Linked DNA regions of Homo sapiens: region 1 is linked to region 2. Evidence: chromatin loops called from intact Hi-C (ENCODE). Cell type or tissue: HCT116. All regions are shown on one strand. Links, peaks and the distances in the headings refer to the core of each region. The heading gives the core; the rest is flanking DNA.

Region 1 (15,571 bases), core at 2,997-10,996, 530 kb after region 2:
CCAGCTAATTTTTTTGTATTTTTGGTAGAGATGGGGTTTCACCATGTTGCCCAGGCTGATCTCAAACTCCTGAAGCTCAAGCATTCTGCCCACCTTGTCCTCCCAAAGTGCTGAGATTATAGGCGTGAGCTACCACGCCCGGCCTGTTTAGGTTTTTATCGAACCCTCTTTTAGAGAGATTCTTTTCCCCTCTCAATTGAGTCTCTGTAACCTGAACTTTTCATATTTACCAGGCCTTGATGCAACGAACCATATATAGAAGAGTGGGGTTAGAAAATGTTGGTGGATGAACTTTTTTTTTTTTTTGGTCTGTGAGGGCCATTCCAGAAACAGCTTTCAGTGTATTAAGGAATGGAGCTGGGTTCCATTTATCCTACGAAAATAAATCACCCAGTTGCCCAAAGACGACTGCCGCTGTGTTGTTTACAATAGTGAAAAATTGGAAACAACCGCCATGCCCATCAGTAGGAGGTGAAATAAATTACGGAGCCTCCTTCTGATGAATCCCGCGCAGTCAAAAGGTACCGCAGGTCTCTGTGGAGATGGAACAGTCTCCTCCACAGCGAAAGTGAACAGGCATATCACAAATGCACACACCTCAAATGCACGCACCCCGTAAGCAAGCGGGTCTGTGTGTGTTTGTAAGTGTGGCTTTTCTGTATCCAGAAAAGAGTATTTAACAGCTGCTGTCTCTAGGTGGTGTCGATCTAGAAGAATGATGAGACAGGTCTCAGTCATTTTAGGAGGTGTATTTGTCAAAGTTAAGGACGCGCGCCCAGGAGACAGGTCTGTGCCTTTCTCCGAAGATGATTTTGAGGCCTCCAGATTTAAAGGCGAAAGGATATTGAGAAGCACACAGTTTCATGTAAGAGGGGGGCGGGGGAAAATAATCATTCGTGCCTTTGTCTGGCCCAGTGAATCTGCATTTTTACATAAGGTAACATAGACAGATGGGGAACATGCAGGAAATCGACATTTTTACATAAGATAAAGATAAATGAGGCAGGGGAACAATCAGATATGCATTTGTGCCAGGTGAGCAGAGGGGTGAATACTGTGTAAAGATAAGCTATCCATTTACATTGCCATGGTGAATTTTAACAGAAATGCTTTAGGGTAAATATCTCCAAGCTCGCCAGGAATTTCCTTGTGGGCAAAATATGAGGGAGGTGTGTAGCAGTTCATCTTATTTAGGAATCAAAACGGGGAGGCAGGTTTGTGTGACCCAGTTCCCGGCTTGACTTTTCCCTTTGGCTTAATGAGTTTGGGGTCCCAAGATTTATTTGCCTTTCACAGTCACGTGGGGTGATCTTCATTTACTGTTTTATTTTTTTCTGGGATAAGCTTTTCTTCTTTTCTTTTCATAGATTACTTTTGTAATGGGGGCAAGGGCAGAAAAACAAAAACGCCAAAAGCCACTTTGATTTTGAAGAGAATACATGGAGGGGAGGATGTCCCCACCACCCTCTGCCTCCCGGGGGTATGGCCTGCCCAGCCCCTGCCCCCAGCAGCCTCGTCCCCCAGCATGGCCTGCACTTGTGTGTTGCAGACTCGGACAGCCAGTGCAGCCCCACGCGGCAGAGCCTCAGCCTGTCGGAAGGCGAGGAGCAGATGGACCGGCTGCAGCAGGTGGAGCTGGTGAGGACCACCCCTATGTCCCACTGGAAGGCGGGCACCGTCCAGGCCTGGCTGGAGGTGGTGATGGCCATGCCTATGTACGTCAAGGCCTGCACGGAGAACGTGAAGAGCGGGAAGGTAGGCAACTCCGGGCCCCCTATGGGATGCCACCCATGCCCTCTGTGAGCTTTACGTACCCAGAAGCTGGCCTGCCCCCCACTCCTACCCTGGAGTCAGGAGAAGGTGCAATCTAGGAGCTAGCCAATGCAATCAGCCTCTGATGTACCTGCTCATTGTGCCTCCCTGGCAAGGCAGAGAGCCCTCAGCTGCCTCATCCTGACAATGGACCCAGGTTTCCTTTACCTGCCTAAGGGAAAGGGCTCCCTCTGCCTGAACAGGGATTCCGCCCCACATCAGAGTTGCAGAGGTTTCCATGTGCCCTGACCCCACTGTATGAAAGGTGGGCAGGAGATGGGGAAGGAGCCCCATGTCAACAGACCCCCTCTAGGGCAGGAACCCCGCCGGCAGCTGTCCCAGCCCCCATATGACACTCCCTCCCGGGGGCAGGTGCTGCTGAGCCTGAGTGACGAGGACCTGCAGCTGGGCCTTGGGGTGTGCAGCTCCCTGCACCGGCGCAAGCTGCGCCTGGCCATCGAGGACTACCGTGATGCCGAGGCAGGCCGCAGGTGAGCCCACCACGAGGGGCCCCGGGGGAGGAGAGAAAAAGTCATCCTGAGGCCTTTGGTCACACAGGTGGGGTGAGCGGGGCACTGTGGGCTGAACCAGGTGGTGGGGGACAGCAGGGTGTGACTAAGATGGTCCGGGGATGCCCCTGATGAGGGGGCTTGGGCATACCCCAGCCCTGCTCTGGGCCAGCCCCCTCCGTAGAAAGACAGACACATGGGGAAGACAAGAGGCCCCAAAGGCCCTAGTACACCCCCAACCAATGCGGGAACCTCACGAGCCCCCCAGCACTCCTCTGCCTTCCGGGACCAGCCCAAGCAGCTCTGCACACTGGGCCGCCATGGTGTCTGCTCCTGGTTCTTACCATACATAACAGGGTGAGGAAAAACGGTGCAAGGCAGAGCCGAGGCAGGCAGAGATCAAGTAGGCGTGAGTGGGCTTGGTGAAACCTCTCCCATAGAGGAGCGGGCCAGGTGGAGGGGGCTTCTCTTAGCAAGCATACCTGGGATGGCTGCAGGGCCTTCTCATCAGGTGTACCCCCGCAGGCCACCCACCCCCACCGCTCATACCACTCCTGCTCTGCCTCCGGCCTGCCTGCCTCTCTCCTGGCTTTCTGTGAGCAAAATTTGTTGAGCAGGGGCAGCTACAGGGTAAAGGGAAGGAACCCCCACCCCCACCCCGCCCCACCCCGTTCTGAGAATGTGGAGAGGGGAAGAACTCGCTTTGTAAATCTGACACTTCTGTTTTGCATAATTATGTCCTTCACTGGTTTCTCCATCATTTTTGTGTAGTTAGTTAATCAAACCTGGTGGTGTGTGCTGTAATTTGCAGAAGCAGCTTAGGGGATTTTTTTAGAAGCAGGGTTTGGGGTGGAAAATCGGCTGGTTTGGAAGCAGGAAAACCAAATCCATATGTGTGCAGGAGAGGGGCCCTCGGCATGACTCTAGGGTGGCAGGAAGTACTGAGGTGAGACTGGATCAGAAACTTAGGGAGCGACTCAGAGCAAGAAGGTGCCAGGCCTCATTGGCACCATCAGGATGCTGGCTCGTCTGAGACAGGGCTGGGCTGAGGGATGGGGAGGAGGGCCATGAGGGCAACCCCTGCTGGGCTTTCCTTCCTGAGGGTCCCAAAAACACCTTACACCCAGCACCCACCTCCTAACCAGTTCCATCCAGGAATCCCCTAAAGCCATCCCTGAATCCCCTCACCATCTTTGGTCACCCAAGTAGGAAATCCCTCCTGCCCCCTTACCCCACACCCAGCAGGGTCCATAAACACTGCCTGTGTTCAATGAACAGGGTGGGGATGACTGCTTCATCTTTCAAAAACTTCAGGAGTCTGGGCTACTGCCTGGGTTCCCCCTAAATGGGGATAAGCTTTTCTTCTTTTCTTTTCATAGATTACTTTTGTAGTGGGGGCAAGGGCAGAAAAACAAAAACACTAAAAGCCACTTTGATTTTGAAGAGAAGAAATGCATGGGGGGAGGACGTCCCCACCGTCCTCTGCCTCCCAGGGGTGCGGCCTGCCCAGCCCCTGCCCCCGACAGCCTCGTCCCCCAGCATGGCCTGCACTTGTGTGTTGCACAACACAGCCCCTAAATGGGGCTGTCTTAGTCTGCTTGGGCTGCCATAACAAAATGACACCATCTGGGTTGCTTAGACAACAACTTACGTCTCACAGTTCTGGAGGCTGGAAGTCCAAGATCGGGATGCCAGCATGGTTGGGACCTGGGGAGGGCTCTCTTCCTGGCTTGCAGAAGGCAACCTTCTTGCTGTGTCCTCACATGGGGAAGAAGGAAGAGGGAGGGGGAGAGAGTGATGTCTCTGGTCTCTTCCTGTAAGGACAATAATCCCATCATGAAGGGCACCCCTATGACCTCATCTAATCAGCTCCCAAAGGCCCCAGCCACAAATACCATCACATCGAAGGTTAGGATTTCAGCATGTGAATTGGGTGGGGGGCATGGCAGAGGGAAACATTTAATCCCTAACAGTGGCACCACGTTAACCTCCAGGAACCAGGAGTCTGTGGTCCCAGGGATCGTGGAGCCCCACCCTTAGACACCCCCAGGGCTTCCTGGAGGAGGCAGAGGACTTATTTTGAGTTTTCTACTCCCAGTGGGAATCTGGCCTGTCTCCAGTTTGCCACATGACCTTGCCCTCTCTGGGACTGTTTCCCACCTGAGAAGTGAAGGGAGTTAAATTAGGACAGTGGTTTTTAAACTTTTGAGGATCATGACCACTTTAAGAATCTAATAAGAGCTTTTGACACTTTCTCTAGAAAAAATACACAAAACTTCACAACTTTTCACTGTGTTGGGTTGGTGGGTGGGACTCTCTGGCCCACCCACTTTCAGGGCTCCATGGACTCGGGGGTAAGAACTCTAAATGAGTTCATCTTCGAGAACATTTTCAGCCATGACATCTTGTGTGACCATGGGCATGATGGCGTCCTCTCTGGGACTGGTCACCTTATCTACAAAATACCAATGACAAAACCCACCAACCCCTTACCAACCCATCATCACCTTATGGATATCATTTTATTTACCCTCACAACATCAATGCAGGATAGACATGCTTACTCCCATTTTAAAGATGGAGAAGGCCGGGTACGATGGCTCACACCTGTAATCACAGCACTTTGGGAGGCCAAGGCAGGTGGATCACCTGACATCAGGAGTTCGAGACCAGCCTAACCAACATGGTGAAACCCTGTCTCTACTAAAAATAGAAAAATTAGTAGGCGTGGTGGTGTGTGCCTGTGATCCCAGCTACTCAGGAGGCTGAGGCAGGAGAATTTTTTGAACCCAGGAGGCGGAGGTTGCAGTGAGCCGAGACTGCATCATTACACTCCAGCCCGGGCGACAAGAATGAAACTCCGTCTGAAAAATAAAGTCGGAGAAAATTAGATGCAGAGAAATCATGAGCATAAAGTCACACTACAAAAAACCTGACTTCAAAGTCAGTTGCCTTTCCAGTGTCCCATGCTGCCTTTGTGTTAAAAACAAGAACAATGACAGCTTCTACTACTACTATTTATAGAACACTAGGTGTGTCCCAGACCCTGTGTTAGGGGTTTTGCATTCTCCTCTCTTTTAGTCCCTACAACTCCATGAGGCAAGCGCAATTCTCCCCGTTTTACAGAGGAGAAAACGGAGACCCAGAGTTTCAAGGTCCCAGAGCTAAAAAGTAATAGAACCAGAACAGCTTCCCGTTTTCCGTGCTGCGCCGTGACCCAGACAATATCTAAATTTTGTGCCGTCCTCAGATTTCAGAGTCTAATCCGGCTCCAGTTCAGGGATGGGGCAGTGACAGATTTTATAAAATGTCTGAATTCCTTTTAAAATCATGCTGTTTTATTCAACTTGGGCTCTTACAATAAATAGCTCAAACCAACAGCTGGGAACGTATCGCCAAGCTGCGGCCCCATGGGGACACCCTTAATGAAAAGAGAACATTTCTGAAGGGCAGGAGCACATTAATTGTGGGCATGCAGATGGAGATTGCTGATTATGGATGGGCCCCTCTCGAGTAGGTTAAGTGGGGTGCCCCCTTTGCAGCTCTCCACCCCAACTCTTGTTGCACCATTGATTTGCTGACCAAACTCTTGCTTCAGAGAGGAGAGGAGGCCATTCTAGTCTTCATCAGTGACAAATCTGGCCCAGTGGCATCTGATTCAGAGGGCTGTGGGCTCCAGCTCCTGCCCGAGAGAACCGTCCTGTAACAAGGCTGAGGCCGGCCCTTGAGGGACTGGGAGGGGGACTGCCCCAGGACCTTTTCATCCTAGAAGGGAGGTTGTCTTGGGCCAGAAGTTTCCAGTTCAGGAGCTCCAGCTGGGCAGCCTCCAGGTGGACTGGGGCAGATGACCCGCTCACCCAGCACTGCTCTGTCATCCACACATTCGACTATGAGACAAACACTGGTGAGTGTGAACTCAGAGCCTGAAGGGGCCCTGGACATTCACAGATAAGCCACACCCCACCCTGCCCCCCAGGAGCTGACCGTCCAGTGAGGCAGCTGGCCAGATGCGTAACCATGAACCACAATGTGACTGGTGCAGAGATGGGGACTTCCAGGGGCTTTGGACACAGAGAAGGGCTCCTGACCCAGCATGACATCTTGGAAGGCTTCCGGGAGACCAGACGTCTCTGCAGAGTCCATAGGAGTTCACTGGGGGAAGAGGGTGGGGTAGAGGACAGGCCCGGAGACAAGGGGGTCCCAGTGGACCCAAGTGGTTCTGGGAGGCTGATGGGCAGAGGGAAGGAGAGTGAAGCCAAGCTGCAAGCCCATCCTGCTCTTAGCCATTATTCCAGGAAGCATTCAATCAGTGTCTACTGTGCACGTAGACTGTGCTGTTTGGCAGTGAACGCAGTTTCTGTCCTGAATGAGCTTATCTGCTAAGGTGGGGAAGAGAGAAAATAAATTAGTGGACAAACCAGCAATTGCTTAGGTTCAGTATGTGATTAGAGCTTTGAAGGAAAGCACTAGGGACAGTAAGCAGACTTGGGGGCAACTTCAGACAGCAAATTCAGAGAAAAGGGAGATTTGACGCCCAAGGGATGAGGAGGGGTGAGCCCTGGGCAGGGTTGCAAGGGGCTGGCCGGGGAGGGGAATGGGGGGTGAAGAGCTCAGTGCCTCCAGGAAACGGCCCCCAGGACCCCAAGCCCCATGTGCGTTGGGGGAGGGGAAGTCAGCCAGGGCCAGTGCAGGTGACCCTTGTGGACCATTCAAAGGACTTGCGATTTTACTCCTGCAAAGAGAAGCCACAGAGTGTTGAGCAGGGGAGTGCACGGTCACACTGACATTTTAAAAGGACCCCCTGGTGGTCCTGGGGGATGCGGAATAGAAGGGAAGCAAAGGCAGGAAACGGGGAGCAGCCGGGGAAAGTGGCAGAAACCCACACCAGAGACGCCTGCAGCTTAGAGCTGGGAAAGGAGAGAAGTGGACAGAGGATGCACTGACCAGAGTGACCGACAGACAAGGACGGGCTATCAGCTTGGGAGCTGGGTGACAGAGAAGGGCCCCTGGGTGACGGTGACAGTGACAGTGAAGGGGAACAACTGAGCCATTAAGTATGACACGTCTGTGACAGCCAGGCAGCGTTAAGAGGACAGCTAGAGGCTGAGAGAGGAAAGAGGAGCTCAGAAAAGAGCTCAGAGCTTAGCTGCTCAGAAGAGAGTGGAGAATTTGGGAGCCCTCCCTCACGGGTGCCTTCCAGAGCCCTGGAGATGGGTAATACAGAGACAGGAGTGCCTGGAGAAAGAGGGGAAGGGGTTAGGAGGGAAGAGGAGCCCATTGTATGGCAGCATGTACCCCAGCAGGGTGGTCACGGGATGCTGAATGCATATCCGGGCATGAAGGCAGGAAGGACAGGGAGGACCCACCCAGGACCCTCAGCAGGAGGGTGGCATGACAAGCTGTCTCTGGCTGCTGCCCCAGGAGCAGGGTGGAGTGGCTTTGCAAGCCCACCACTTTCCCTTTCACATACTGATGGCTTCGTGGCCCCCTGCACCTCCCACTTAGACCAGCGCTCTCCCACCTGTCAGACCTGGGGCATTTTGCAAAGTCCCTTGCAGGTGGGATGCGGTGATCCTCGTTCCTTCTGCAAGGCTGCCACTGTGTGGCGAGCAGCGGAATGACAGCCAGGCACAGTCACACATTCACCGGCTTGAAAATTCAAGCACTTGCGCACCTGCTGTATACGTGGTACAGGGGTCATTTCTATGTGGGGCACAAGGAAATCTGAGACCTGGCAGTGCAGTGGTAAGAGAGAGGGTTTGTAATCAGTCAAACATGGACTTTAATTCTGACTCCAAGATGAGCCACTGTGTGGCTCTAGGCAAAGTTGGAGCATCCCATCTGCAGAGCGAGGACGGCAGCTTTGCCTTCTTCGCGCATGATTAGGACCTGCCTGGCACACCTGAGTGGACACCCAACATCCCTGAAGCAGGAAAACAGACCGCAGAGCACTGGGGAGGGATGCGCCGATCAGGTGGGCCAAGCCCAGGCTTTGTGGGTCTCGGGGATGCTGTGGAGGCCCCCAGGGAAATGAGGGGGGCTTAGGTGGAGGGGCGGGGTCCCCAGAGGTGCTGCCTCCTGCCACACGTGGCCCTTCTGCTCCCCGCCCCTGCGCCTTCTCACCCTCGCTGCGTCTGAGTGTGGGATTCTCTCTTCCTGTTCCCTTCCGTTTGTTTCTCTGTTGATCCCTTTCTGTTCTTGAGTCTCGGTCTTTCTCTCTCTCTCTCTCTCTCTCTGCCTCTTCCTCTTTGTTCTTCTCTATCTCCCTCTGCTCCTTTCTCTCAGTGTCTCTCTCTCTCCTTCTCTGTCTCTTTCTCTCTTTGTTCTCTCTTTCTGTGTCCCTTTCTCTCTCTCTGTCTCCCTCCTCCATCCACCTCTTTCACCATCTCTGCCCTTTCTGTCTCATTTTTTCCCTTTTTTCCTCTTGATCTCTCGGCTCCATCCCTGTCCATGTCTGTCTCTGTGGCTCTCTTGGTCCTCCCCCAACCCCATTGCTTTTCCTCTCTCTGCATCTCCACCCATTTCTGCCCGTCCGTCTGTTTCTGCCGCCTTTCCCCACCCATCCACTCTCTGGCTATGTCTCCTCCCCAGCCTGTCCAAAGCTGCCGAGCTGGACCATCACTGGGTGGCCAAGGCCTGGCTGAATGACATTGGCCTGTCCCAGTACTCCCAGGCCTTTCAGAACCACCTGGTTGATGGGCGGATGCTGAATTCCCTGATGAAGCGAGACCTGGAGAAGCACCTGAACGTGTCCAAGAAGTTCCACCAGGTCAGCATCCTGCTGGGGATCGAGCTGCTGTACCAAGTGAACTTCAGCAGGGAGGTGAGGACCAGGGCACAGGGTGGGGGCACCTTCCACTGCCCACCCCTCCCCTCTTGGCATCTACTGTCTGTTCATCTGTCCACCCACTACCCGTCTATCCATCTGTCCACCCATCCATCCATCATCCAGCCATCCATTTATTGATCATCCGTCCATCCATCTACCTACCTATCCAGCCATCATCCAGCCAGCCAGCCAGTCAGCCAGCCATCTTCTCTTCCTCCTTCTTTCCAACAACCCCCTATTGGGCACGGGCCAGGCGCTGTGCTCAGTGCAGGGGAAATGGGAGCCCTCATCCTTGGAGAGCTAAGTGCTTACCAGAGAGAACCACAAGGAAGCTGGTGGTGCCAATATTGTGGGAGATTGTCCCAGTGAGGGAAGCCCAGGGTTTTATGAATACCCAGAGAAGATATACCTACTATGTATACCCACAAAAATTAAAATAAAAATTTTTAAGTGTTTGCTATTTTAAAAAAAAAGAAAAAAAGAAAACCCAGAGAAGTCTTCAGGGGGCTCAGGGATGGCTCCTCAGAGATAGCAACGACTAAATTGAGACCCGAAGGAGGAACCCCAGGGATCAGTAGAAGACATGAGAGAAAAAGTAACCCAGCAGAGGCAACAGTGTGGTGAAGGCCCAGAGGACTGATCCACGGCAGCAGAGTTGCTGAGAGTCCTGTTGGGTGGGGTGCTGGCTTTGAGGTGGGAGGTGGTGGGGGGTTGCTGCAGAGGTCACCAGGGGCCTGAGCTGCTGGGCACTGTGGGGCTGAGTCCAGGTAGCTGACTTTTCTTAGAGTGATGTCAGAACCCAACAATTCAGGGTCAGAAGAGGGACAGAAGAGGGGGCCATCCAGCCTTTTGTCCCCCTTCTCAACCACCCACTGAAAAGCATCCACTGTGTGCCTACTGTGAACCCTGGGGTCAGTCCCTGTGGGACCCAGGGAGGCCTGCGATACGGTGGCGAGATGGTGAGAGAGGACCTGGAATCAGCCAAACATGGGTTTTCATTCCAACTCCAAGACGTGCCACTGTGTGGCTCTGGGCAGTCAGAGCTCCCTGTTAGTGGAGCGAGGACAGCAGCAGTGCCTTCCCCATGCCACGCCGAGGACAGGGAGTGACAAGGACACAGACCCTGGCCCCAGTCCCCAGTCTGCCAAGGAGGCACGTGTGGGAGATCACAGCAGTTACATGTAAAAAGAGGTGCAGGGGCCAGGCCTGGTGGCTCACGCCTGTAATCCCAGCACTCTGGGAGGCCAGGGTGGGTGGATCACAAACAAGGTCAGGAGTTCGAGACCAGCCTGGCCAACATGGTGAAACCCCATCTCTACTAAAAATACAAAAAGAAAGCAGCCCGGTGTGGTGGCAGGTGCCTGTAATCCCAGCTGCTCGGGAAGCTGAGGCAGGAGAATTGCTTGAACCTGGGAGGCGGAGGTTGCAGTGAGCACAGATAGCACCACTGCACTCATGCCTGGGCAGCAGAGAGAGACTCTGTCTCGGGGGGAAAAAGAGATGCGGGGCACCCCCACTCCACACGTGGCCTCTGCGTGTCCCCTTGTCCCTCCGAATGACCCACTGTCTCCCCACAAGGCCCTCCAGGAGCGCCGGGCCCGCTGCGAGACGCAGAACATTGACCCCGTGGTGTGGACCAACCAGCGGGTGCTCAAGTGGGTTCGAGACATCGACCTGAAGGTGAGGGTGATAGCGGAGGTCGGGGTGACTCTCGGGCATACACAAACCCCATGCAAATCTATATGCAAATCAATATGCAAATCACATGCAAATCAATATGCAGATCTCATGCAAATCAATGGGCAAATCCCACACAAATTAATATCCCCTTTGTGTGGGCTGGAGCATCTTAACTCAGGCCCAGCAAGAATTACCTGCCTCCTGTTATTCAGGAGGAGGGAACTGCTTACCTTCCAAATAGGAGCCCCATGTCATGATGCTTTGCTCACATGGGGTAGAGAGGCTGAGCCAGCCCCACTCTCCTAAGCAAGTGTGGGGTTGAGATTCATTTAACAAATATTGATGATTTCCTGCTAGGGTCAGGGACCATCTCAGTAACAGGAGGTCCCTGACCTCGTGGCTCTAAAAAATTGGGGAGGGGTTCCTCTTCACCGTCAAATTAACTGGTCCCCAGGGGGTCAAGCCCTTGCTGTTGGGGACAGAGCCCCACGTGGAACTGGGGCCCCCTTAGGCCAGCAGCATGGCCCCTGCAGGCTAACAAGTCCCCTGCCTTTGCCCCCAGGAGTACGCAGACAACCTGACCAACAGCGGCGTCCATGGTGCTGTGCTGGTGCTGGAGCCCACATTCAATGCCGAGGCCATGGCCACTGCCCTGGGCATCCCCAGTGGGAAGCACATCCTCCGGAGACACCTGGCAGAGGAGATGAGCGCCGTCTTCCACCCAGCCAAGTGAGCACGGGCTGGGATCCAGTCATGTGGGCTGCTGGGTACAGTACAGCTCAGGGCTTTGGAAGCAGATGGTCCAGCTCCCCATCCTGGCCCATCACTTACTGCCTCCCACTCGTTCTTTGCACCATGGTGGTCACCTTTTACAGATCAGGAAACTAAGGCTCAGAGAAGCAAAGTGCTTTAGCCTGAAGGTCATAGACTAGAAAGACGTAGAGGAGCAGTCAGGTCTTGAATTAAGTGTATATTAGATCAAAAAACACCCAGGTGTTTAGAGAAGAGATAGCAAGCAGTGCATGTGTAAGGAAAGGCCACGTGCAGGTGGAGTGTAGCTGGGAGGACTTGCATTGGCCTAATAGGTTGAGTTGGTTGGTCCAGGTGGGGCAACTGTGGGGACAAAGGCTTGGAGTCAGGAATGAGCATATTAATGATGCTTATGGACCAGGTAAGCAGACCACATCAGCCCACCTATCCTAGTATCCCCATCTGAAAAGTGACCAGAGAATGAACACCTGGGCATAAACCAGTCCCCCTCCCAGTGGATTCTCTTCTTAAAATCATGCACTTAGGGTTAGATGACCATTTATTGAATACTTCCTGTGTGAACTATCTAATTTCATCCTCCTGGCAATGTCAAGAGATCAGTAGCACTATCCCTCCTTTATAGATGGAGAAACTTCTTCAAAGGTACCAAGCTATGTGCCCAAGATACACAGCTAGTAAGTGGCAAATCCTAGATTTGTCCTTTATTCTATCAATATGGTGTATTATATTGATTGATTGAATTTCATATGTCAAACCAACCTTGCATTCCCAGGATAAATCTCACTTGGTCACAGTGTATAATCCTTTTTATATATTGCTGGATTAAATTTGTTAGTACTTTGTTGAAAAAATCTGCATCTATATTTATAAGGGATATTGGTCTATAGTTTTCCCTCCTTGTGATGTTTTTGTCTGATTTTGGTATCAGGGTAATATAGCCCTCATAGCATGAATTGGGAAGTATTCTCTCCTCTTCTGGGTTTTGGAAAAGCTTGGAAGGATTGGTGTTTGTTATTCTTTAGACATTTGGTAGAATTCACCAGCGAAGCCATCTGGTCTTAGGCTTTTCTTTCTGGGAAGCTTTTTGACTTCTAATTCAATCTCTTCACTTGTTAGAGGTCTGTTCAGATTTTCTATTTCTTCTTGAGGCAGTTTCAGTAGCTTATATCTTTCTAGGAATTTGTCCATTTCATCTAGGTTAGCTAATCTGGTGGCATGCAGTTGATCATATAATTTTTATCTTATAGTGCCTCTTATATATAAAGTTGGTAGTCATATTCTCTCACTCATTCACTTACTCCTGGTTTTAGTGATCTGAGTTTGAGTTTTGTTTTTTTTTTTAATCAGCCTATCTAAAGGTTTGTTGGTTTTGTTGACAGAGCCCAGATTTGACCTTGGGGCTCTCTAACTCAGGCCTGAGTCCTAAACCCCTAAACCACATGGATCCTTAGGGAGCAGCTGGGCCACTCCCCATGTTATACAGGTGGGGAAACTGAGGCTTAAGGAAAAATTGTGCATGTATGGCAGGGTCCAGGTGTCCTGGGCTGCTCTTCCCTATTGGAGGCTGACACCCAAGCTGTTCTCAAAGTGAGGCCCACCCCACAGACCCTTGCAGCAGAATCATTGAAGCTATTGTAAAATGCAGATTCCCTGGTCCTGCCTCAGACTTGCAGGACAAGTATCTGCTGGCAGAGCACAGGACTCTACATTTTTAGCATTTTGGGGTGCTTCTTACAGAGACAATGTTTGATAAGAACTCTGTTTTAGGCCAGGCATGGTGGCTCATGCCTGCAATCTCAGCACTTTAGGAGGCGGAGGCAGGAGGATTGCTTGAGTCCAGGAGTTCAAGATCAGCCTGGGCAACATAGCGTGACCTTTTCTCTACTAAAAATTAAAAAAATTCCCTGGAGGTGGTGGAGTGCACCATATAATCCCAGCTACTCAGGAGGCTGAGGCTGGGGATTACTTGAGCCCGGGAGTGTGAGGCTGCAGTGAGCTATGATTATGCCACTGTACTCCAGCCTGGGTAACAGAGCAAGGGTCCATCTCTACAAAACAGAAAAACAAAACAAAACCCTCCTCCAGGAGCCATGAATCAAAAGACACAGGAAAAAGCCTTTTCTCCTCAGAATTATCCCCTTTCCCTGACTTCCCTTCTGGAGCCACATGATCTGTAACAAACTTTTTTCTGAGCCCTGGAGAGATGGCTCTAGCTGAATATTAGCAGGCATTTGTGTATCTGATTAAACTCTTGACCACTCATGAGGTGACAGGTGTGTTCAGGACTAAGACTAGTCAGGGAGCACCAGAGAAGGGACTGGTGGGGACAAATAGGGTGGGTTCTTATGTTGTGGTGGGGCAGGGACTTCTTCAAGAATGAGACGAAATCAATGAACCTCTCAATGATAAGATAAGAGGGAAATGACTCTGTCCAGGCTCCACATTCACCAAGAGCTTATGGGTCCCAATATGACGTCATCTCTAGTCTCTTCCCACAACTTTGACAATGCACATGACCCAAAGGCGCCAAGGAGAAGTCTCTGCCATGGTCTCATGGTATCTGCTTTGACACACACTGACTTCCTGCATCTCCCGATAAACCTTGGTCCGGCGCCAACAATGTGTCAGTCATAGGACTGTTCTTTAAGGACCTGGAGAATAAAACCAGTGGGCAGGAAGGATGCAGCAAGGAGCAGAGGTACCCAAAGGCAGCTGCCAGGGGATCGGAGGAGTCAAAACAAACAAAAAAAATATGCCTTGAAGGCAATATGGCCTGTCACTAAAACAGAGTCAGGGACAGGACACACAAAGGAGCAGGACTGGAACCAGAGCAGGACTGGAACCCAGGTCTCTACTCCTAGTCAGAAGCTCTTTCTGGAACTGATCTCTCTCCCCTGGGATCTAAGCTAGAATAGTGCCCCTTTTGCCATAAAAGCCACCCTCCACAGTCATTGAACACCTGCTGTGAGCAGGCACTTGGGTGATCCATGTCCTGCCTTCACGAAGCTTACAGAGATGGGAGAAGACCTCATAGGTGGATGGTGTGGAGTTCCAGCCCAGGGCCTGCTTCCACTCCAGGTTTTCTCTCTTTCCCTTTTTTAATAGATCTCTGAGGGTCTCTGCTCATCCAAGAAAGGCTTTGGCTCCCATCCAGGCAAGAAACTGGTTTCATAGACAACTAGGTGAAGACATAAACCCATCCAGAATGCCTTGTGGCACTCTAGCCCCAGGCAACCCAAGTTCAAATCCCAGCAGCACCAATCCTGGCTGTGTGACCCTGGGCAAGTTACTTAACCTCTCTGAACTGTACTTTCCTCATTTGTAAAATGAGTATGGTAATCACTATCTGCCACCCAAAGAGTTGATGGCAAGATGAGATAAGACAATGCATAAAGCAATTGGCAAAGGAACCAGTACATCATAAGACACCCAATAATATAAATATTAGTGATTTATTCCAAACCCACCCCTAGCCCCACCACCGCTGCCTCCCATTCCTCCTCTGCAGGGCAATGGCTGCAATGTGGTTTCGAGCCCCAGCATCACTGCTTTCTTGCTGTGTTGAACATGAGCTAGTGGTTTTAGGTTTTACTCTCTGAGCCTCAGTTTCTTCCTCTGTAATAGGGGAATATGACTCATACCGACCTTGTAGCTTTGTTCCAAAGGTTCAGTGAGGCAAATTGTATGCAGCCTGCTTGATACATAGATGCCCGGCAGTAACTGAGAGCTTCTGCCCCTGCCTTCATCTGGAGGCAGAAGAATCTCCATGCAGTCAATTTCCTCTGGAGTAGCTGCATAGGAGTCCCCTTCTGTCAGTTTGCTCCAGCGTTCTCATTAGCATTTCAATGGAGAAGAACAATTCCATTACAAACTCAAATAGACTTGACCCTCAAACACATAGAATGAGAGAACCTTGTCACCTGTCCCACCTCCTCGGCTGACAGGCTTCCCAAGACATTGGCAATGGAAA
Region 2 (15,571 bases), core at 3,195-11,194:
AATGGCCTTTCTTTAATGAAGGTAAAGACATCTTTTGTTTTAACATTCCCACTGTCCTTTCTTGAAATAAGAAGGTGGCCACCCCATATCTGCCCTCACTGCTTATTTATTTTTCATCGGTCTACAAAATCCCAAAGTATGACAATTAGTAGAGAAGGTGACCTCAGTAGTCCTTTTAAGCTCTGACAGGATCAGATTGTAAGGGCGGCATGAGGATTCCCAGACCCAGAGCCAGATGGCCTGGGTTCAAATTCTGACCCCTTCAATGATAATAGCTACCTGCGAGTCAGGTGGATCACTTGAGGTCAGGAGTTTGAGACCAGCCTGGCCAACATGATGAAACCCCATCTCTACTAAAATACAAAAATTAGCCAGGCGTGGTGGTATGTGCCTGTAATCCCAGCTACTCAGAAGGCTGAGGCAGAGAATTGCTTGAACCCAGGAAGCAGAGGTTGCAGTGAGCCGAGATCGCGCCACTGCACTCCAGCCTGGGCGACAGAGCGAGACTCCATCTCAAAATAATAATAATAAATAATACCTACCTGACAAGTTGTTGTGAGGATTTAGCAGGTTCAAGGATATACAGTGCTTTTGACAGTGCCTGGCACAAGGAGAGCGTCCATTAAATAACAGTGGTGGTGGTGATGATGATGATAATGATGATGTGAAGAAGGAGAAGATGGGAAAGAGGAAGAAGGAGTAAAGATGGAGAAGGGAAAGGGAAGGCAAAGGCAAGGGAGAGAGGAGTTTCCATACTGGATTCGGCTTTCTGGTTGTTATCTCAGGTATTGAATAAGTAGAAGTAACACAGCCAGGCCTTACATCCGAAATGGCAAGAACAGGAAGTTGGATGGTACCTAAGGCAGTTCTGGCTAATGGCATACTATGTTGCCCCATCAGGAAGAGAAGTGTGTGGCTGTCTGTGCCAGGGTCCCACCATTAACACAAGCCCTCCCTGTCTAAGCTCCTCTCTGCATCAACTCCTGAGTGCTCACTCTGGAGGGAGCACCTGCTTGGTTCCATCGGCACCATCAGCCTTTCTGGGAAAAACTCCCAAACCATATTTCCCATACACTGTGGCCAGCCTGTGGATTGGCTGCCCCTGGGTCAGGTGCCCTTCACTGACCCAAACAGCTCATGGCTGAATCAGCTCATGGCTGAATCACTGAGCTATTTTAAAACTCCCAAAGAAATGGGAATATTCCGAGTGGGTAAACACTCTGGGGTTTCCCAATAACTTCTAGCTAATGGCACAGCTGATAAGAGATGGAAGGGACAGAAAAGGCATTGAGGAGGCCTGGGAAGGACATGACAGACCCGAGACTGGCGAAAAGATAAAGAAAATGATGATTGAAAGGCTTGTTTCCCAACACTGGCTTGATTGGCTGCTTTGGGTCCAGTTCTTACCCCTGGGCCAATCAGCTTTTGGGGAGGGGTGGCCCATGTGACCAGAAATGCAGATCAGTGGCTGCAGGTGGGAAACTTTCACATCCCGGAAGCTGGAGTTACAGTCAATACTGGGAGGAGACAACCATAGTCCTCCCATGTCGAAAGTTCTGCTGGGCGCAGTGGCTCGCACCTGTAATCCCAGCACTTTTTGGGAGGCCAAGGCAGGTGGATCACCTGAGGTCAGGAGTTCAAGACAGACCTGGCCAATATGATGAAACCCCATCTCTACTAAAAATACAAAAATTAGCCGGGCGTGGTGGCGGGCACCTGTAATCCCAGCTACTTGGGAGGCTGAGGCAGGAGAATCGCTTGAACCCAGGAAGCGGAGGTTGCAGTGAGCCGAGATCGTGCCACTGCACTCCAGCCTTCATGAAAGAGCAAAACTCCATCTCAAAAAAAAAAAGAAGAAAAAAGTTTCAAAAAGCCTCTGAAATTCCTCCTAGTTGAAGAAAAGTGGCTCCCCAGAGAGAAGGCCTTTGAAAAACCCAGGAACCTGGGAGACCCGTTTGCCTCCCCCTGGGGATGGACCCATCAAAGGCACAGAATTACTTACCAGGCAAGTGGAAGTGGCAATCTCTTAAGCTTTTATTAGGTAAGCCTCCACCCCTTTGAGGACACACGACTGCCATTCTGTTTGGCAAATAAATTGAAATCTTCCAGCTAATTTGGAGCTATTCATGCTACTAACTTCTAATTTGGAAAAGGGTGAATTAGTTGTGAGCAATTGCCTGGGAGTCAAAGCATCTGAGACCAAATTCCAACAGCAAGGGAAGTGGAGGGAAACCAATCTGAAATATTTGGGATACGGAAAAAGTATGCTTGCTTTCGTATTCTGGATGATTGACACTAGTTCTGAAGTTGTAGACATTTTGTAGCTTGACTCACCTGGATAAATTTGACTGTATAAACCTTAGCAAACTTCAAGATTGGCTCCGAAAGACCCATAGTCTCTTCAAGGTAGTAATAGTTATTGAGACCTATTGCGGTGGATTGTCATTGATATCCTAAGCTAGTTCTGAAATCCTCTGATTCCCTGGCTGACTTTTCTTCTGTGAGGTTTTCAGTCTCTGAAATAGCAGCAAGTATTCAGCAAAATGTATTTCTCTCCAGTCTTGTGGGTGGTGGAACCATGAGATGGTGAAACATGGGTAGTTTCAACCTATTTCTGCAGATGTTGGGTAGTTTCAGGCTATTTCTGCAGATGTTCACTGAGCACCTACTAAGTGCAAGGAGTGCCCTGTGTTTATTTTCCAATCACTTACAGTAGATGTTTATTAATGACAGAACTTTAATTCTTCCCACACATCCACATGGCAGTGCCTTCCAGAGATTCCCGTGGAAAGCAGGAGAAGGCTGTTTTAATGATGGGCAAGCCAAATACTCGATTGCATAGCACTCTGGAGTGCGTTTAGTTAAGACAACTCATCTCCGAGGGGATTTGTGGAAGACAGCGTTGTGGATCATTTAAGAGGCCTTAGAAGTGGCACTTTGACATGTTTGTTAAGTGTCAGGCAGAGGAGGACCAGGATGAGCTGTCAAATCAGAAGGACAAAAGCATCCCCACAGCTGCCAGAAGAGTCAGAGGAGGCTGCTCCCTGCACAGATGTGAAATCTGCCACTGTGGACAATTTCTGCTCCAAGCACCAAGGCCTCCAACCATAGGGTTCTCCCAATCCAATGAGAATTACCTGCAGTCACGCCTGGATCAGCCTTTCTACCAAGTGCATTCAATCACCAGTAGCTCCTGGAGCTCTCCTTTGACAATCCACAAGGGTCATCTGGGGAGCTTGTTAAAAATGAAGATTCCCTGGCCTCACTCCCAGAGACTCTGATTCAGTGGCTCCATGGTGTGACCAGTAAGATGTATAAACCCATAACCCAAGGGACTCCAGTCAGGCCTTTCCCTAGACCACATTTTGAGAATAATGGTTCACAACATGCTTCTATCATGGTCTGTCTTCCAAACTCCTGGCTTGAATAGTTAGCATTTGTACCCAGCTGTCCCAAACCTATCATGGCGAATTCATCACCTTCCTGGATTTATCTCAGTGGATGATGCCTCCGCTACTCCCATACCTAAGTCAGAAGCTTAGCCATCACTCCCAGTCACTCATCCCCATCAAGTCCTTGCTTTTCCTTACCCTCAACTCTCATCAGCTCCATCCCCTGGAGGGCAGTCAGCTCTCACCACTCCTCCCCATCCTCTCAGCCCTGCCACAGTTCAACTGCATCACTTCTTACCCATTGACTGCAATAGCTTCCCAAATGGTCTCCTTGTCTTTAGTTTTGCTTGTGTATTTCCATATGGCTACCAACATGAGGCCTTTGGTGCCTGATTGCACTCAGAGTATGGTTCAAACTCCTTTTTTTTTTTTTTGTCTGAGACAGAGTCTTGCTCAGCCACCCAGGCTGGAGTTGCACAATCTTGGCTCACTGCAACCACCATCTCCCGGGTTCAAGTGATTCTCCCATCTCAGCCTCCTGAGTAGCTGGGATTACAGGCACCCGCCATCATGCCCAGCCAATTTTTGTATTTTAGTAGAGACAGGGTTTCACCATGTTGGCCAGGCTGGTCTTGAACTCCTTAACATGGCATCTGAGGGCCTTAGTACTTAAGTCCTACCTTCCTATCTATTCTCAGGCCCCAGCGCACCTCTTCCTGGTTGTGATGTTCTGAACTTAGTATTTCATTCTACAATGTTCCCTTTGTATGAATGCCCTTCCACAGTTTGTCCACCTGGTCAACTCCTACTTACTTTCTTTCCAGAATAAGAAATAGGAAAAAATAAACCTGTGATTGTGAATCCAGGTAGCACACAGCCTAACATAGTGCCTGGAGACAGATCTTCTAGGTTTAAATCTCAGCCTCACCACTCAATAAGTGGGCAGCACTGGGTAGGTTTTTTAATCTCCCCATGTCTCTGCATCTTCATCTTGAATATGGGATGATAATAGAAGCTACCCTGTGGGCTTGCTGTATGAACTAAATGGGTGAATGTATGTTAAATGCCATAAAAGCCACAGTGGCTCATGCCTGTAATCCCAGCACTTTAGGAGGCCGAGGTGCGTGGATCACGAGGTCAAGAGTTCAAGACCAGCCTGGCCAAGATGGTGAAACCCTGTCTCTACTAAAAATACAAAAAAAAAAAAAATTAGCTTGGAGTGGTGGTAGGCACCTGTAATCCCAGCTACTCAGGAGGCTGACGCAGGAGAATTGCTTGAACCTGGGCAGCAGAGATTGCAGTGAGCCGAGATCATACCACTGCACTCCAGCCTGGGCAATAGAGTGAGACTCCGTCTCAAAAAATATATATAAAATAAAGTAAAATAAAAATAAAGTAAATGCCATAACAGTGCCTGGCACAGAGTAAGTGCTACAAGTGATTATTTTTGTTGTTGTTACATACAATATCTGTGGGAGCATAACCAAGACAGACACTATCGACAGTATTTTCTACAGGAAGAGAATTTGGATACTGGGGGTTCAGGTTGAGAAGGAGAAACGAAAAAAATTATTATGAAGCTTTGCATACACCAAAAGTGTATAAAAAATAAAGAACATTGGCCTACCCACCTCCTAGCTTGATAAATAGAGCATTACCCATACAGTTGGAGACCCCTAGGTATCTTCCCTAATTGTAGCATCCTTTCCTCTCCCTCCCTGCCCTTCCTTAGAAGTCAGGCTTCATGTGCAAGCATACTTTGATAATATTGCAGGTTCAGTTCCAGACCACAGCAATAACATGAATGTCATCATAAAGTGAGTCACACAAAGTGTTTGTTTCCCAGTGCATATAAAAGTTGTATGTACATAATACCATAGTCTATTCAGTGTGCAATCGCGTATGTCTAAAAAGCAATGTACATACCTTAATTAAACATTTTATTCCTAAAAAAAATGCTAATGATCACCTGAGCCTTTAGCAAACTGTAATCTTTTTGCTGTTGTAGGGCTTGCCTCAATGCTGATGGTGGCTGCTGGAGGTTAGCGTGGCTCTGGCAATTTCTTAAAATAAGACAACAATGAAGCTTGACACATTGATTAACCCTTCCTTTCGTTAAAGATTTCCCTGTAGCATGCAATGCTGTTTGCATTTTGTCAAAAGTAAAACCTCTCAAAATTGGAGTCAATCCCTTCAAACCCTGCTGCTGCTTTATCAACTAAGTTTATGTAATATTCAAAATTCTTCATTGTCATTTCAACAATGTTCACAGCATCTTCACTAGGAGTAGTTTCCATCTCTAGAAGCCACTTTCTTTGCTCTTCCATAAGAAGCAACTCCTCATCTATTCAAATTTGATCCTGAGATTCCAGTAATTCAGTCACATCTTTAGACTCCACTTCTAATTGTAGCTCTCTTGCTATTTTGATCACATCTGCAGTTACTTCTTCCACTGACATCTTAAATTCTTCAAAGTCATTCATGACTTTGAGGGTTGGAATCAGCTTCTTCCAAACTCCTTTTAATGTTGATGTTTTGACCTTCTCCCATGAATTACAAATGTTCTTAATGACATCTAGCATAGTGATTCCTTTCCAGAAGGTTTTCAATTTACTCAGGCCCATCAGAGGAATTACTATCTGTGGCATCTATAGCCTATGAAATGTGTTCCTTAATACAAAATAATAATAAGATTGAAAGTCTAAATTACTCTTTGATCCACAAGCTGCAGAAAGGATGCTGTGTTAGCAGGTATGAAAATAGCATTAATCTCCTTGTATGTCCCCATCAAAGCTCTTGAATAGTTAGGTGCCTTGTCAACGACCAGTAATATTTTGAGAGAATCTTTTTTTCTAAGCAGTAGGTCTCAACAATGCACTTAAAATATTCAGTAAACCACGCTGTATACAGATATGCTGTCATTCAGGCTTTGGTGTTCCATTTATAGAGCACAGATGAGTACATTTAGCACAATTCTTAAGGGCCCTAGGATATTCAGAATGGAAATGAGCATTGACTTCAATTTAAAGTCACCAGCTGCATTAGATGCTAACAAGAGAGTCAGCCTGTCCTTTGAAGCTTTAAATCCAGGCATTAATTTCTCTTACCCACTTATGAAAATCCTAGATGACATATTTTTCCAATATAAAGCTATTTCATCTACACTGAAAATCTGTTGTTTGGTGTAGCCACCTTCATTAACGATCCTAGGCTGGATCTTCTGGATAACTTGCTGCAGCTTCTCCATCAGCACTTGCTGCTTCACCTTGAACTTTTATGTTACACCAATGCCTTTTTTCCTTAAATCTCATGAACAAACTTCTACTAGCTCCCAACTTTTCTTCTGCAGCTTCCTCCCATCTCAGCCTTCATTGAATTAAAAAGACTCAGGGTCTTGCTCTGGATTTTAGGCTTTGGCTTAAAGGAATGCTATGGCTAGTTTGATCTTCTATCCAGACCACTCAAACTTTATCCATATCAGCAACAAGGCTCTTTTTCTTCCTTATCATTCATGTGTCCACTGGAGTTGGCACTTTTAATTTCCTTCAAGAACTTTTCTTTTGCATTTACAACTTGGCTAAGTATTTGGTGCAAGAGGCCTACATTTTGGCCTGTCTTGGCTTTCAATGTGTCTTCCTCACTAAGCTTAATCATTTCTAGTTTTTTATTTAAAGTGAGAGATGTTAAACTCTTCCTTTCAGTTGAACCCTTAGAGGTCATTGTAGGGTTATTAGATGGCATAGTTTCAATATTGCTGTGGCTCAGGGAATAGGGAGGCCCTAGGAGAGGGAAAGAAATGGGGAAACGGCCAGTTGGTGGAGCTGTCGGAACACACAAAATTTCTCAAGTTGGTTCACCATCTTATATTGTTGTGGTTCATGGCACCCCAAAACAATTATAATAGTAATATCAAAGATCACTGATCATCATAATAGATATAATGATAATGAAAAAGTTTGAAGTATTGCAAAAATCACCACAATGTGATACAGAGACACAAAGTGAGCACATGCTGTTGGAAAAATAGCACCAATAGACTTACTCAGCACAAGGTTGCCACAAACCTTGAACTTGTAAAAATATGTAATACCTGCAAGGTACAATAAAGCAAAATGCAATAAAGTGAAGTAAGTCTGCATTGCTCTTTGAACTGCTTAAATATTTTTAATGTTTACAAACCTCTCTTTTAAACCTAAAAATGGTGTTTAGTACTGTAATTATCAAATGCTCATATTCAAAAACATATACTTAGAAATGTTATTTTGTTTCTGTTTTTGTTTTGAGTCAACCATCTCAGTCTATTAAAACTCATTCCCTCTGGGTAGACTTCCTAGATGTCACCTCATCTCATTCAGCAGCTAAAAGACCCCTCCTCTGATCTTTCACAGTTCTTTTACTCCCCCATTTTACTTAATATCCTGTGGTAGGCAGAATTCTAAAACCACCCCTAAGATTCTCACCTCCTGGTGTACACAGCTATATAAACCCCCTCGCTTCAGTATGACAAAGACTTATGAATATGGTAGGATTTCACATATGTGATTAGGTTACATTCTGTAGCAAAAGTGTAGGGATTTTGCAGATGTAGTTAAAGTTCCTAATCAGTTGACTTTGAGTTTTAAAAGGGGGATTACTGTGGGTGGGCCTGACCTCATCAGGTGAGCCCTTTCAAAGAGGATCCGCTCATTCCCTGAAGGAAGAGAATCCGTGCAAAAGAGGTCCTCCTCCTGGCCTTGAGGAAGCACAAAGCTACGATGTGAACTGCCTATCATGAGGGCCACATTGAAGGGAGTGACAAGTGACCTTTAGGGGCTGAGGACAAAGATTCAAATTCTGCCAACAATCACGTCAGCTTGAAGAGGACCCCCGCTTCAGAGGAGAACATAGCTGTATTAGTCCGCTTTCATGCTGCTGATAAAGACATACCTAAGACTGGGTAATTTATAAAGAAAAAGAGGTTCAGTGGACTCACAATTCCACATGGCCGGAGAGGCTTCACAATCATGGTGGAAGGTGAAAGGCATGTATTATATGGTGACAGGCAAGAGAGAACATGTGCAGGGGAACTCCCGTTTATAAACCATCAGATCTCGTGAGACTTATTCACTATCATGAGAACAGCACAGGAAAAATCTGCCCCCATGATTCAATTACCTCCTACCAGTTCCCTCCCACAACACATGGGGATTCTTACAATTCAAGGTGGGATTTGGGTGGGGACACAGAGCCAAACCATATCAACAGCCAACTCAGCCTCTTGATACCCTGAGCAGAAAATCCAGCTGAGCTGTACCCAGGCTTCTGACCCACAGAAGCCATGAGATAAGGAATGGGTGTTGTTTTAAGCCACAAAGTCTGGGATACTTGTTTCCTGGCAGTAGAAACTACGACGGATCCGATGTGTCTCCCCCACCAGATTCCGATCCATTCAGCCACAAACACTGATTGTGGACCTACTATGTGCCTTGCATTTCCATTAGCCCTGGGGAAATTAAGGCAGTTACACAATACAGTAACCCCAGCACTCCATTCGGTTGATGCAGAGTCACTCAATGAACGTTTGCTGAATGAAGGAGCTGAAAATATCCCACAAAAAATTCACAAGTATTTGCTCATGTCCCAGATGAACTTCTGACAGCTCCCATGTTTTTCCTAAGGCTATCCCATTTATAGTTGTGTGAGGTTTTTTTTTCTATTTCTTGTGTAACAATAATAGTTGTTCCATATGGGAAAGGATGTATTTAGAAAATGTGTTGGATATTATACAACAGATTCAGAAGTCCTGCCATACAAAAATGTCTTGATGCAAGTTTCCAAACTTACTTAACCACAAAACCACCTCCTCTACCTCCTCTACTTCCTCTGCTTTTTTTTTTTTTTTTTTTTGAGACGGAGTCTCGCTCTGTCACCCAGGCTGGAGTGCAGTGGCGAGATCTCGGCTCACTGCAATCTCCGCCTCCCAGGTTCACGCCATTCTCCTGCCTCAGCCTCCCGAGTAGCTGGGATTACAGGCGCCTGTCACCATGCCTGGCTAATTTTTTGTATTTTTAGTAGAGACGGGGTTTCACCGTGTTAGCCAGGATGGTCTCGATCTCCTGACCTCAAGATCTGCCCGCCTCGGCCTCCCAAAGTGCTAGGATTACAGGCATGAGCCACCGCGCCCAGCCACCTCCTCTACTTTTTTAATGGAAATACTCGATAATATTTATCATCAACCAGTTTGGGAAAATTTCTGCTTAAAATCACAAGTCATTAACACCTGGAAACCTCTCATCAGCCAGGAGGGCATCCTTAGCTCTGGCAACTGCAGCCAGAGGGGTGGGACCAGTTAGGAGCTGAATCCTTAAATCAGTTTCTGATGAAATCCAGGATGCCCCACCAGGCGTGGTGGCTCACACCTGTAATCCCAGCACTTTGGGAGGCCGAGGTGGGTGGATCACAAGGTTAGGAGATCGAGACTGTCCTGGCCAATATGGTGAAACCCCGTTTCTACTAAAAATACAAAAAAGTTAACTGGGTGCGGTGGTGGGTGCCTGTAATCCCAGCTCATTGGGAGGCCGCGGCAGGAGAATTGCTTGAACCCAGGAGGTAGAGGTTGCAGTGAGCCAAGACTGCACCACGGCACTCCAGCCTGGGTGACAGAGCGAGACTCCGTCTCAAAAAAATTAATAATAAAAAATTTTTAAAAATCCAGGATGCCCATCTCACGCTCCTCTCTCCTCAGTCAGGTTCATAACCCCATTTTGTTAACTAGGTTCCTTCATTCCTCAGCTTTTGTGTTGCTTTTTAACAGCTTTATTAGGGTATAATTTATATGCCATAAAATGTTCCCAAGTGTACAATTTCATTTTATCTACAGAATTGTATGTCATCACTCACTAATTTCAGAACATTACCATCTCCCCAAAAACAAACCTTGTACCTTTTTACCCTCCTCCTCCTCCCAATTCCTATCCCTAGCCCCAGATCACCACTGATCGACTTTCTGTGACTAGTTCTACTCATTCTGGATATTTCATATAAGTGGAATTGTACAACTGGTGTTCTTTTATAGCTGACATTTCTCTAAGCATGTTTTTGGGGTTCACTCCTGTTGTAGCATTCACTAGTACTTGTTTTATTGTGAAACAGTAGTCCGTGGTATTGCTAGACCACATTTTATTTAACCATTCATCAGTTGATGAACGTTTGGAATGTTTCCATGTTTGAACTATTATGAATAATGCTGCAGTGAATATTCATCGACGAGTGTTTGTGTGGACGTATGTTCTCATTTCTCTGGGTAAATAACTCATAGAATCGCTGAGTCATATGGTAATTTTATGCTTAACATCTTGAGAAATTACCAAACTGTTTTTGCAAAGTGGCTGTAGCATCTTATATTCGCACCAGCAATACGGGAAAGTTCTAGTTTCTTCACTATACCTCTGTTTCAAACGACTGTCCTGGCCTTCATATCTCTTACTTACTCCTGACCTCTGAATCCTTACCTACCTACCTGAATTTCTCATCTGCAGCTTCTCCCTGTCCTCTAGAAACTTAAATTTTTGACTTCTTGACAATTTTTTATATAGGAACGACTTTTCCATGCCCCGACCTCAACGGAATGACCTCCCTAACCTTGGCTCCTCTGCCGCCCATGCCCTATGACAAAAACCCTTCACTATATTTGGATTTTTTTATTTGTTTTTTTATAACAAGACCAAATATAACCTTGTAGAAACGTACATAGAATTCAAAACTAAGAACTGTGAGCACAGTCAATTTTTTCAGAATGCTTCTGCTTTTTTTTTTTCAAACTACTATTGAGGAATAAAATTAGGTCTAGGGTTAAACGGCTTAGTATAATGCTGACTTCATGCAATAATTACACCAAAGAGAAAGAAACGAGTTATTATTGGCCATAATTGCTCACCTTTTTCATATATTGAATCTCTGTCGTCTGCTCACTGAATTCACTCTGCAAAAATTGCTAAGTACTCTTACACTTCTGTTTTTGCTTTGGCCTAATTCAGTAAAATGGGCTTTTTAGGGGGTTAATCTCTCTTGGCAAAGCTTTTTGAGTTCCCCATGTGGGATCAATGGCTCCATGCGCCTATGCTGTTTGAACCTTGCAAGTGTTCTGGCAAATTGGTCAGAGGCTAAGGAAACCAGCATGAGAGCAGGGAGCGCCCCCACTCCATCCCCCTATAAAGGCAGCCATCACGTTTGCATTTATCTGTGCTACTTGAATCAGGAACAGTATGGACTGTGAGACTCCGGGCCAGGGTGAATGGTGGTACCTCCCCTCCGCCAAGATTCCATAGAGATTTACCCTTCATCAAATGATCCATCCCTCTAACTGGGCTGGCAACTGGAGCTAAGTAATGAGGATGGCAGGGAAGGAGAGGCAGGGCTTGCATTGAGTTAGCACCAGAGTGGGCTGACAGTGAGGGCAATGTAACTACTCCATCTGGAATTGAACCAGGAGCATCCACCTGGTTCTCTAGTGCAGAGAAACTGGAAGGATGTGGTTCTGATCTAATGTAAACCTCTGGGGAAGCCCCGCTAGGGTAACAGGATCCAGCCAGTGCTATGGGAAGGCTGCCCCCTGCAGCTTCGGGGGAGGTACTTCTTGCATCGTTCCCACCGCCGCTCTGGGATCAGCCCTCAGGAGGCAGGCCAAGTCATTTTCATCATTTAATGGGTAGGTGGGAAACTTTAGAATAACTCAGTAGGTAACACTTTACATTTAAGCATGGCTCTACAGGTTATTTCAGTGGTGGCCAAGGGAATATTTGGGGGCTTCATATTTCTTGATGCAGATTAATGATGCAGAGTCCGCTGGCACGGCATTGTACAAAGGCTGTGTGTTCACGTGGCCAGCATCAGACTAAGGGGCCTCAGGAGGTGCTGGCGTGGGTTCAGAACCCAAGGGAAGAAGAGAATGAGCTGGGCAATCCCCAGTCCTTGAGGCTTCCTGGGTGAAAATAGCCCCAGGCTTCAAAAGGTTTTCTTTGTAATCCAGTCTCCCTGGAGGAGACCCTCTACAATGCCTCCCTGTCCCCAGATCTCTGATCTGTATGACTCTGGGCTCAGAGCTCAGGCCTGGGAAGCAAGAGTATAAAGCCTTCCAGTACAGTTTGCCGGCTGGCTTCTTGTGCGCTTGGCCTGGCTTCTTGTGCACTTGGCCGAGCGGCTCTGTCGCATTGAGCCTATTCCTGAAGCTTTGACCAGGCAGAGCATGTAGGGGCCTTTAAGAAGGGGTATGTGTACCTCATTTGTGACTTCCTTGGCCCCGCGGAGCGGCCCCCCACTCCCCTGGAAGAGAAACAGGAAGAATCAGAAATGTGGAGGATGTCTAGACTCATAGAAAAGACCCCCTTCTTGGACTCATTATTTAGTTTGTTAAACCTAAACACCTAACGGATTAAACATTTATGTAAGTATTAAGTACTTACTATATACCTAGCACTCTTCTGGACATTGCTGAGTCAAGACAATAAAGAAATAAAGTTTTCCGTGCTACCCAGAAAGCTAATGTTCTATCTGTGGAAACCCTTCAGGAGCAACGATGTAACAGACCAGAAAAATGTAACCGATCACTCATGCTCCTCAGCTCTGAGGAATGGGGGAGAGGTTTGAAGTCCTATTTCATGCATGAGAAGCAATACACTTCTGATTCATTAAGTTCCTCCCTCCTAGGGGTCAGTAAACCCATTTCTCCTAAACTACACAGTGCTTCCCACACTCTTCCTTTAAGCCCCATGTGTATTTAGGGAAATTTAGCCAAACAATTCCCAATAATGCATAGCGCACTCATCAAAAAGAAATTAAGCAGCTTTGCTAAAAGCAACTACATTTTCAGGAATCTACTTGTGGCTTTCCCATACACCTCTTTTCTACAAAATGGAAGCATTAGAATACACTAAAACCCGGGCACGGTGGCTTATGCTTGTAATCACAGCACTTTGGCAGGCCGAGGCGGGCAGATCACAAGGTCAGGAGTTCGAACCAGCCTGGCCAGCATGGTGAAACCCCGTCTCTACTAAAAATACAAAAAATTAGCCGGGGATGGTGGTGCACACCTGTAATCCCAGCTACTAGAGAAGCTGAGGCAGAAGAATCACTTAAACCCAGGAGGCAGAGGTTGCAGTGAGCTGAGATCATGCCACTGCACTCCAGCCTGCATGATACAGCAAGACTCTGTCTCAAAAAATTTTTTAAAAAAGAAAGAAATACACTAAACCCCAAAGAAAATGAGTCCAGGTCAGAACTTTAAAAGAAACAAAGCTAAAATATGTTATAAATCAGGCACATAGCATTCTCAGGCTTTTTTTTACTCAAGCTGTCCAGTGTACTTTACCCCTAAGATTGTCACTTTTGAGGATGGAGGAAGAAGGAGAAATTCAGGCATATGAATAGTACCTGAAACAAGAAACATCTTAATAAAGAAAAAAAAGTCTTAATTAAGATAAATATGTTACCAATGCCAGAGGTGGCTAGGAGCTCAGATTCTATTTTCTCAGTCCAACCATTCCTATTGATCTAGTCAATTTTCCCCTGAAAATATAGGCTCTTATTCCAAGCAGCAGTGATTTCATGACATAACGTTTCCAATGAATAATTTTAGGTGTGCATCTCAAAAACTCTGAAGAGACTCTAGAAAATCTACAAGGATTTTTCTTGCTTGGAAAAATAAAATAGAAGGCTGAACAGGAAGGAAGAAAGTGACTGTCATTCCCCTCACCCCCACCTTGGTTTCCTCATGTATAGCTTGGGGAAGTTGAACTTCATGACGTCTCCCTGCACTTCATCAATGGCCTTGAAGTAAAGTTCTCTTTCTTACAAATCCAGACAAGTAATCTCTGTCTGCAGGGAGCTCTGCCTACTGATATGGTTTGGCTATGTCCCCACGCAAATCTCATCTTGAATTGTAGCTCCCATAATTCCCACGTGTTGTGGGAGGGACCCAGTGGAAGATAATAGAATCATGGAGGCGATTTCCCCCATACTGGACTGTGGTAGTGAATAAGTCTCACAAGATCTGATGGTTTTATAAGGGGAAACCCCTTTCTCTTGGCTCTTATTCTCTCTTGTCTGCCGCCATGTAAGACATGCCTTTCATCTTCTGCCGTGATTGTGAGGCCTCCCCAGCCCATGAAACTGTGAGACCATTAAACCTCTTTTTCTTTATAAATTACCCAGTCTCGGGTATGTCTTTATCAGCAGCAGACTAATACACCTACATTCATTCAACCATCATTTGTTGAGCACCTGCTGTTGGCCAAGCTGAATGCTTAGGCACTGAGCATGCAAAGGTAAGAGAGGTCTCGTCCTGCCCTTGTGAGCTTTCAGCCCAGTGGAGGAAACTGACAGTGGCAGGATCATAGAGGAAGTGTGGTGGTGGAAGGGCGTCAGGGATGCTCAGAGCGCACAGAGCAGTGGCTGTCTCTGTTCAGCCAAGACTTCAGAAAGGAACTTGCTCTCCAGGGCATTGAGGAGGAAGAACAAGAGGAAGATACAGCCAGGTGAGGAGCTTAAGCAGCAGGTAGAAAGGCGCAGGTGTGGGAGCTTATGGCACATTTGAGGATTCTGGTAGGTAGTGGCTGGTTCAGATGGACCCTTTATTTCACACGAAGGAATTTAGGCTTAATCCTAAAGATATTAAGGATCCATTGAAGGGGTTCAGCAGAAAGACCTGATTAAAATAATAGGTCATGGAGGTCACTCTGGCAGCAGAGTGGGATTTCAGTTGGTTGGGGGAAGGAGATAAGAGTGGGGTAGTAGTGGATTAGTCTGTTCTCATGCTGCTGAGAAAGACATACCTGAGACTGGGTAATTTATAAAGAAAAAAAGATTTAATGGACTCACAGTTGCACGTGGCTGGGGAGGCCTCACAATCACGGCAGAAGGCAAAAGGCACATCTTACATGGTGGCAGACAAGAGAGAATGAGAGCCAAGAGAAAGGGGTTTCCCTTTATAAAACCATCAGATCTCATGAGACTTATTCACTACCATGAGAACAGTATGGGGGAAACCATCCCCATGATTCAATTATCTCCCACCAGATCCCTCCCAAAACACGTGGGAATTAAGGGAGCTACCATTCAAGATGAGATTTGGGTGAGGACACAGCCAAACCATGTCAAAGAGGTAGTCAGGGAACCAGTGAGGAGGCTGTTGCAGTCATCTAAAT

Evidence for each region. Peaks named below come from ENCODE experiments on the same cell type or tissue, not always from the same donor. Only the 100,000 strongest peaks of a DNase experiment are listed, where the experiment ranks them.
Region 1: a loop joins it to region 2, with 3 times the contacts of the local background. A loop is called at or near these places in 2 of 110 quality-filtered maps.

What each region holds. Positions count from the first base shown.
Region 1 is chr1:15,092,631-15,108,201 of GRCh38, forward strand. It overlaps KAZN (kazrin, periplakin interacting protein), which reads left to right. Exons shown (of 15, transcript NM_201628.3): 9 at 1,550-1,755; 10 at 2,185-2,303; 11 at 8,913-9,144; 12 at 10,729-10,830; 13 at 11,393-11,559. Among named protein-coding and RNA genes, the nearest start is that of TMEM51-AS1, 52 kb to the right of the region's middle. RefSeq lists a silencer at 7,793-7,842 and an enhancer at 8,080-8,789. In HCT116, for the core only: a CTCF peak has its summit at 7,925; a DNase peak (open chromatin) is centred at 7,921; H3K27me3 peaks cover 1,240 bases.
Region 2 is chr1:14,560,063-14,575,633 of GRCh38, forward strand. It overlaps a transcript of KAZN not described here. Among named protein-coding and RNA genes, the nearest start is that of KAZN, 31 kb to the right of the region's middle. RefSeq lists an enhancer at 11,951-12,515. In HCT116, for the core only: a CTCF peak has its summit at 7,212 (motif pointing right); a DNase peak (open chromatin) is centred at 7,239.